Regions from separate parts of the Homo sapiens genome. Here region 2 is linked to region 1. The links are chromatin contacts, found by Hi-C or POLR2A ChIA-PET in ENCODE. All regions are on one chromosome and are shown on one strand. Each heading gives the region's core, a stretch centred on a gene start or an enhancer-like site at or near the end of the contact. The rest is flanking DNA. Distances are from core to core; before and after follow the strand shown. Region 1 overlaps SIL1 (SIL1 nucleotide exchange factor). Region 2 overlaps SIL1 (SIL1 nucleotide exchange factor).

Region 1 (3,789 bases), core at 750-3,249:
CCACTTCTATTCTGACCAGGAACAAGCTTCAAGGTCCAGAGCAGACCGAGCACGCTGAGCCAGCTTTCTAAAGAGAAAAGCTCCTTTGTACCACGTGTCACTCTGTAGCCTCTCAGCCAGAAAGGAAGTACAGGGTGGGTGCCAGCCCGTCCCACAGCAACTCCACCCCTGTGTCTGCAGAGCAGCCTGGAGATGGGCCAGAGTCCCTGGGGAAGGGAGGCTGACAGCTCCTCTCCAGATAGGCAGGCAGGCGCTGGCGCAGGGGGGCCTGGGAGCTGAGCTGCTCCCCTGCCCCCCACGACTTGAGACAGGCAGCTGTTTCATCAAAGCATGAGCTAATTAGGGCTGTCTCTGCCATCATGTGCCTAAGGAACGCTCACCCATGACAGGAGGGTCCAGGAAGAGAAGACGACCACGCTGAGAGATTCACACAAACATCAAATGCTGCTTCCCCAAGGGGGCTGAGAGATCTGACATCGCATCAGCCTTTGGGAGCACTGCCAAGGAGTCCCATCCCTCATGGGCCCTCAGAGCAGCAGAGACAAGGCCCTCCAAAGACAGCACAAAGCTCATCACAGCACCCCATCATCGCAGCCTCAGTTAATCACCCAGGGCTGGGCAACCAAAGCCCTTCCACTTTCTGCACTGTGACCAGGGCAAAGAGAAGTCCCTTCTCTTCAGAAGGTGGGCTGATGTGGGTCGGGAGCCACCCACAGCCAAGCCAGCAGCAGCCCAGTCCCACCCACTCTGTCCCCCTCAGGCAGGCTCTTCCCACCCCATTTAGAGTAGGAGAGAAGAGAGCTCCAACATCAGATAAGTAAATCGGAGAGAAAAGAGAAAGTCTGACCTTTTGTAAATTGCTGAAATCAGGTTCATAAGGCAATAAATTCATGTTTTCACCCACAGCCAAGTCTGTGGGTACGGCAGGACCATGGGCCAAACATGGGCTGTGACAGTGCACAGCCTTGGCAGCCCTGGGCCCATGCCCTGCCTGGCCTCTTCACATGATCAGCTTAAACGAGGTACCCATGGAACCCTGGGAACTCCAGGCCTTACCCCAGGGTTCCCACAGCTTCAGGAGTTTCCTAAAAGGCCACCCTGTGAAGTGGCCTTTTAGGGCTGCCCAGGCAAGGGGTTGAAGAAACACAGCAGAGGAAGAGGGGGAAGATGAGGCTTGCGCTTCCAGCTGCTCCTCAGTCCATCCAGGCAGGGCCAGTAGAGCTGAAGGTTTCCTGAGCAATCACCCACCAAGGGTAGAATCTGCTCCTAGAAACAGACCCTCTCGCCAGTCAGCTCTGCCTTGGGCTTTAAATGCTCACAGCCTGGGGCTGGGGGAGGCAACTACCAAAACAGCTCAGAGTGAGGCCTCTGGATGTGCAAGGACCAGGGCCTGCAGGACCCTTGCTGGGAATCTCATAAGCAATGAATGGCTCATGGCCTTGGGCAAGTTTTCACCTGTGAGGCAGAGCTAGGACTACCCATGTAAAAGACAGAACAGTTAATGAATGCCAAAATGCCACACTGCTAGCCAATGCACTGTGGCCAAAAGATAATTACAGTAGGCTCACTACACAAAGAGGCCAGACCACATCTTTGAGAGCACAGCTTTATTTGGCCTGGATGCCTCGAGCACATATCATGTATGGCAGCCCCATCCTCCTCCAGCCTATGGACTCTGGACCAGAGCTGCGGCCCACCCCTGGAGGGACCAGTCCTGCTGGCTGGAAGGTAGGTGTCCTGACAGTTGGGGATCTGAGTTAAGGGGGCGGGGGCCTGGCACGCCTCAAAGTGACATCAGTGGCGCTGGTGTGCTCAAAGTCAACAGAAGGATATTAAGGACGTAGCTCATCTCCGATGCGATAAATGAGAATAAACCTTGTTCAGGGCTAAGCCGGCTGGACTAAATAAATACCATTAGCACTTGGATTACTGGGATGTTCACAATCAGCAGGCAAGTCAGCTGTCTGTGTGCAGAGGGACGACAGCAGCTGCTACTCTGTAAATCTTGCAGGGAGATGGGCTGGGGGTGGGGCAGGCTGCAAAAATGGAAGTGATTGCATTTGCAAAAACCAAAGAGTTTGGGTCAGGGTGACAGCAATTTGGGCAATCAGCCAAGAGTCAGAGGTCATATTTTAGCTAACTGAAGCTAAGCAAGTGTCTGGGTGGAAGGGGACTGAAGGAGCTGACCACAGGGAAGGCAGCCCAGCTCGGCCAGGGGGCCCAGGAGATTGCTGCCCAGCACACACCCCGGGGCTGACTTCACCCTTGGGCTCAGGGCTGGCTACATAATTTTCAGGCCCAAGTGCAACATGAAAACGTAGGGCCTTTTGTTCAAGAATTATCAGAAATTTCAAGACAGTGAGAACAGAGCATGAAGCCAAGCACGGGCCCTTTTGAGTGTGGGGTCCTGTGCCGCTGCACGGGTGGCAGGGCCAACAAGGTATGTGCACGGAAATCCTGCTCCAGGGTCAACCAACCGGAACAACAAGGGCTGAAAAGTAAGCTTGAATTTCTGAAAAGGAAAACAACTGGAAAAGGCAGAGCTCTAGGATGGGAATAAGGATGAGGGTGACTAGTTAGATGGGGGCCAAGGAAATGCTAAGGTGTAACTGAAGAGAGCTTCTGTGATTGAGACTGCCAGGCCAGACCAGGACACCAGAGGCACAGCAGAGGGATGTGCTCACTCACGCGTCCTCGTGACATTTCTAAGTGCAACAAATACTCTTTTCATTCCCTTAGAACAGGAAAAAACTATTATTTTTCTTCTGAAATGCCTCTGAGATGATGCCATGCACTGAGGGCAGAGGGCACATCTCAGGGGTATATGGGGCCAGGCTCAATCATTCACCTGATGAAGTGCAGCTCACCTTCTTGCCCAGAAAGAAAGATTTCCTCTGGTGGCCCCACCTTGCTTATGCCTTAATGTGTGGCCTCCATCATCTGGGAAAGCAAGAATTTGCAGGATGTGTAATCCTGAAATAGATGGGTTCAAGAGACATCTATATTTGCCTGCCATCCAGGGATGAGTGGGGCTAGGTAATCAATCAGTTAAGATACAAACAATTGGCTGGGCGCAGTGGCTCACGCCTGTAATCCCAGCACTTTGGGAGGCTGAGGCGGGCAGATCACTTGAAATCAGGAGTCCAAGACTAGTCTGGCCAACATGGTGAAACCCCGTCTCTACTAAAAATACAAGAGTTAGCTGGTGTGGTGTCAGGCACCTGTAATCTCAGCTACTCGGGAGGCTAAGGCAGGAGAATCGCTTGAACCCAGGAGGTAGAGGTTTCAGTGAGCTGAGATCACGCCACTGCACTCCAGCCTGGGCAACAGAGCAAGACTCTATCTTAAAAAAAAAAAAAAGATACAATTACCGAATTGAATAAAAATGGAATAGGTTTAACAACAACAACAACAAAAAACAAAAAACAAAACAAAAAAAACACTGTACAAATCTTCCACTACAAAGTCAAGCTTCCAGGAATAACAAAACACATGAGCTGCACATCACTTTGTGTTGGGACCTGTATGGCCTCAGGAGTTCCATCTGGACACTGGGGAAAGGCAGGGCTATCATCTGACCCCTTCATGTACAGCCCCCAACTGGAAGCCACCCACGTAAGCAACTATGAGACACCCACTCCTCACCACAGTAACAGCAACTCACAAGAGGGTCTCTAGACCCTACTGACAGACACACACACAATACACACACACAGACACAATCATCTGCCCACCTCTGAGGAGATAAAGGGAACCTCAGAGGGAGGGGCAGCAAATCACCTTCCTGAG
Region 2 (4,300 bases), core at 1,403-3,902, 73 kb after region 1:
ATCTCTCTGTGCCTCATTTTCCTCGGTTATAAAATGGGATTAATAGTGGTACCTACTCATAGGGCAGCCACGGAAGTCAATGAATTAATGCATACAGAGCACTTGAAGCAGTGCCTGGTATATGACAACACTCAACAAATATTAGTTATTATAAGTCTGATCAGTTACTTCCCTGCTTCAAACTCTCTAGTGGTTCTTAGGATCAAGGCTAAAATCATAAAGAGCATGATATCTCCAACCTCACCTCTCCAGCCCCCGAACCTTCCCACTTCATCTATGCTCCCCTCCAGGCCGCTGTGCTCCAGTCACTCCAATCTTTTCCAGGCCCTCAATCTCCCCAAGCTTGTCCCTGCCCTAGAATCTCTGCACATGTTGTTTCCTCTAGCTGGAATGCTCTAATCTAAGGATTGGCAAACTTTTTCTAAAGGGCCTGGTAGTAAATATTTTTGACTTTGTGAGCCATATGGTCTCTGTCACAACTACTCAATTCTGCCATTGTGGCATAAAAACAGCAATAAACAATGCATGAACAAATAGGGGTTGCTGTGCCCCAATAAAATTTTATTTAGGAAAGGAGGTGTTGGGCCAGATTTGACCTATGGGCAGTAGTTTGCCATCCCCTGCTCTAGTCCCCCCTCTTCACCCAGCCAACCCCAATCATCCTATAACGCTTGGCCTAAATGTCACATCCTCTGAGAAGCCTCCCTTATTGTCCATGACTAGGCTCTAAGTTCTCCAGTTACATATTCTTACATCACCCTCTGGAGCCCTCATTACAATCTTAAATTATCTCATTATTTAATTAATTTGTTCAATTGTTCATTATTCAATTACTTCCTCTTCCAGGCTATAAGCTGCATAACTAGGACTATGTCTATTTTATCTCTGTGGTACCCTCAGAGGTACTAAAGAAGGTACCACTCCACATGAAAAAGAGGTTGGCTGGCCAGGCATGGTGGCTCAAGCCTGTAATCCCAGCACTTTGGGAGGACAAGGTGGGTGGATCACTTGAGGTTAGGAGTTCAAGACCAGCCTGGCCAACATAGTGAAACCCTATCTCTATCAAAAATACAAAAAATTAGCTGGGCGTGGTGGTGCACACCTGTAATCCCTGTTGCTCGGAAGGCTGAGGCAGGAGAATAGCTTGAACCCAGGAGGTGGAGGTTGCAGTGAGCCGAGATCGCGCCACTGCACTCCAGGCTGGGTGACCGAGTGAGACTCTGACTCAGACAAAAAAAGAAAAAGAAGTTGGCTCTGGCCTCTAAGACTGTATCTTACTACAAAAGATAACAAGACTAGATTAAAAATAGTCTGTGCTCTGGGAGAGAAGTAAAGATGTTGATGCTATTTTCTTAGGGCTTAGGGAAGGGGGATTTATTTTTGGAGCTGTTAAAAGTCTGACTTATGGACGAAGAAATACAGTACCTGATGGACATAATATTCAAGATCAAAGAGCGCAGCAATCTTCTCTTCCAAACTGGAGCTGGAACTATTGAACTTGTTGATCAGCCGTACCATGATCTGCATGTCAGTCTCAATGACAACATTCAGCTCATCAAAGTCTTTCTTCAGTTCCTCAATGGGGCGGAAGAGCCGCTTTACCTCAGCCTGCCTTGCCTAAGGAGAGCAGCAAAGAGGTGATTAAATTGGTTGGAGACATCTGCCCAAGATGTCTGTGGTCTACCATGGATGCCCATCCTCAAAAAACTGCTGCTCCAAGACTCACAGTCTTCTCTCATCTATGCTATCAAAAATACTAATACTTTCTAAGATGCCCAGAGAAGACAGCCCTCAAAGTCTGCCTATATAGGCCTCAGCTCTAAAAACACACTCAAGATGTTCCAAGATTCGCTTATTCAAGTCCGATTTCCAATATTCAGGAAGAATAGAAAGGCTTTTTGTCACAACCACTGAGTTAAGGGGAAGTAATGCAAGTTCATCTTCAACCTCAAACCACATATGAAACAGCTGAGACCTAAGGTAGAATAACCCACACCCTACTTCTCCACTTCTCACAATCATAGACTATCTTGGCCTTGCCCTACCCAATCCAACAACATTTTAGGGAAACTTGGACATAGAAAACTATGGGTAAGAGCTGTCACAGCAGGAGCAATTTGCTGATGAAAATTAAATCACTGTCATTACTGTCAATCTAACCACAGGTGTACAATTTGTTCAACTGTTTGAAATGGCTAAATTACTATATGTACTATACTCAAATCTCGAACAATTTTCTCTGAATCCTTCCCCACTCCACTCACATATAAAAACTTTAAAAATGAAGTTACATTAGAGGTGAATAAAAGACTTTAATTAAATATTTTATACATGTGACACTGTTTTCTTCCCAATTTGAGAAGATAGTGCCTATAAAGAGAGTCTGAAAAGTCACAGTGGCTTATGTATCTGTCTTCCAAGAAAAACTAAAAGGCACAGATATTTATAAAAAGCCGGATGATGAACAGCTGTCAGCTCCAAATTGCTCATCTATTACCTATGGGTTTTTCTCCCCAGTTACAAGCACTCCATAGAAACACCAACCAAAGAAATGAATCAGCCTCTCTTAAAAAAGACCAAGCTCCTAGCGGAGCAATCACATCCATGGGGCGCCACATCCTGATTCTCTGGGCTAAAATAATATGAGATACTCTCCCTGCACCCAGCTAGAGGTCTCTGGATGGCTGCCAAAGCCAAGCAAAGAGGTCTGGGAAGGCTGAGTCACTTTCTAGAACTGTGAGATGATAGGCAAGTGAGCACAATAAGAAACTAGTGACATCTGTCTCACAAAAACGATGTGTGCCTGGCTCTCAAGAAGGCCTCAAAAAAAAAAAAAGGTTTTGGCCGGGCACAGTGGCTCACACCTGTAATCCCAGCACTTTGGTAGGCCGAGGCAGGCAGATCACGAGGTCAGGAGTTCAAGACCAGCCTGACCAATATGGTGAAACCCCATCTCTACTAAAAATACAAAAATTAGCCGGGCATGGTGGCTCACACCTGTAGTCCCAGCTACTCGGGAGGCTGAGGCAGGAGAATCGCTTGAACCCAGAAGGCAGAGGTTGCAGTGAGCGGAGATCGTGCCACTGCACTCCAGCCTAAGCGACAGAGCGAGACTCCATCACAAAACAAAACAAAACAAAACAAAACAAAACAAAACAAAACAAAACAAAACTTTTACTTTGAAATAATTATAAATTCCCAAGAAATAACAAAAAATAGTACAGAGAGTGTCATGTACCCTTCATCCAGCTTCCCTCAATGTTAACATTTTACATAAGGATATTACATAAGGATACAATGTCAAAATCAAGAAAAGGACACAGGTACCATACTGTTAACTAGACTAAACACCTTGTTTGGATTTCACCAGTTTTTACATATACTCACTTACATGTATGTGTGTATGTGTATCATTCTATGTAATTTTACCTGAGATGTAGACTTGTGTAACTACCAGAACAATCATGCTAGAGAACTGTCCCACCATGATCACATAATCTACTATGTACTACTCCTTTACAGTTATACTTTATCCTCCCATGCTACTCTCTTACATCCCTGTGCCCTGGTTGTCACTAATTTATTCTCCATGTTTATAATTCTGGCATTTAAAAAATGTTATATACACAGTGGTTCATGCCTGTAATCCTAGAAGTTTGGGAGGCCAAGGCAGGTGGACAACTTGAGCTCAGGAGTTCCAGACCAGTCTGGGCAATATAGTGAGACTCTCTGTATTTATATTTTTTAAATTCTATTTTTTTAAACAGAGAACTGGCCAGCAAAGATGAAAGCGCAGCAAATAAATGAAAGGTGGTAACTTTGGCAATGAAATTTGAATTGAATGTACATGGAGTTATAGAAGAAATGGCTGACTGTGGGAATGTTAACACTGCCACTGTTGATGAGCTCTAGATGTGCAGACAGAGGGACTCAGCAAAGGCAAACTTACAGACACAAATTAGGAAAGTGATAAAAAGGATGAAATGACACTGGCAAAAAACTTCACATTACAGGAACTCTCTGAGAAATTTCACAACATTGAAAGTACGAAGGGTGAAATGTTGGAGGCTCATCCATACTTAGAAAGATGTATGATAATTAGCCAAGAGAGAAAAGATGCTTGCTCTATGTCATAATTTTTTTGGAGTCAGGGTCTCGCTCTATTGCTCACGTTGAAGTGCAGTGGTACAATCACAGCTCGCTGCAGTCTCACCCTCCTGGACTCAAGTGATCCTTCCACCCCAGCGTGAGTAGTTAGGACTACAGGCACAAGTCACCACGCCTGGCTAAAATTTTTAGT

The links. A loop is a pair of places that touch in the nucleus more often than their neighbours do. ChIA-PET counts read pairs that join two places held with the same protein, here RNA polymerase II (POLR2A). Pooled maps may share reads with other maps.
Region 2: a loop to region 1 is called in a map of ascending aorta, with 5 times the contacts of the local background. The contact joins two enhancer-like sites. A Hi-C loop is called at or near these places in 2 of 168 maps with a recorded cell type or tissue (aorta and ascending aorta) and 1 of 50 pooled maps. POLR2A ChIA-PET finds 5 or more read pairs at or near these places in 1 of 52 experiments (activated naive CD4-positive, alpha-beta T cell).

The regions. Positions count from the first base shown.
Region 1 is chr5:138,953,397-138,957,185 of GRCh38, forward strand. All of the region lies in intron 7 of SIL1 (SIL1 nucleotide exchange factor), which reads right to left. It overlaps LOC124901079 (a long non-coding RNA gene), which reads left to right. Exons shown (of 2, transcript XR_007058954.1): 1 at 1-3,789. Among named protein-coding and RNA genes, the nearest start is that of LRRTM2, 80 kb to the left of the region's middle. RefSeq lists an enhancer at 1-919. Within about 2 kb of position 2,000, at least 12 of the 41 ENCODE cell types and tissues checked have a DNase peak (open chromatin) inside an H3K27ac peak, as active enhancers do; they include ascending aorta, where a contact is called at or near this core.
Region 2 is chr5:139,025,376-139,029,675 of GRCh38, forward strand. SIL1 (SIL1 nucleotide exchange factor) reads right to left here. Exons shown (of 10, transcript NM_022464.5): 6 at 1,426-1,617. Among named protein-coding and RNA genes, the nearest start is that of LRRTM2, 150 kb to the left of the region's middle. Within about 2 kb of position 2,653, at least 5 of the 41 ENCODE cell types and tissues checked have a DNase peak (open chromatin) inside an H3K27ac peak, as active enhancers do; they include ascending aorta, where a contact is called at or near this core.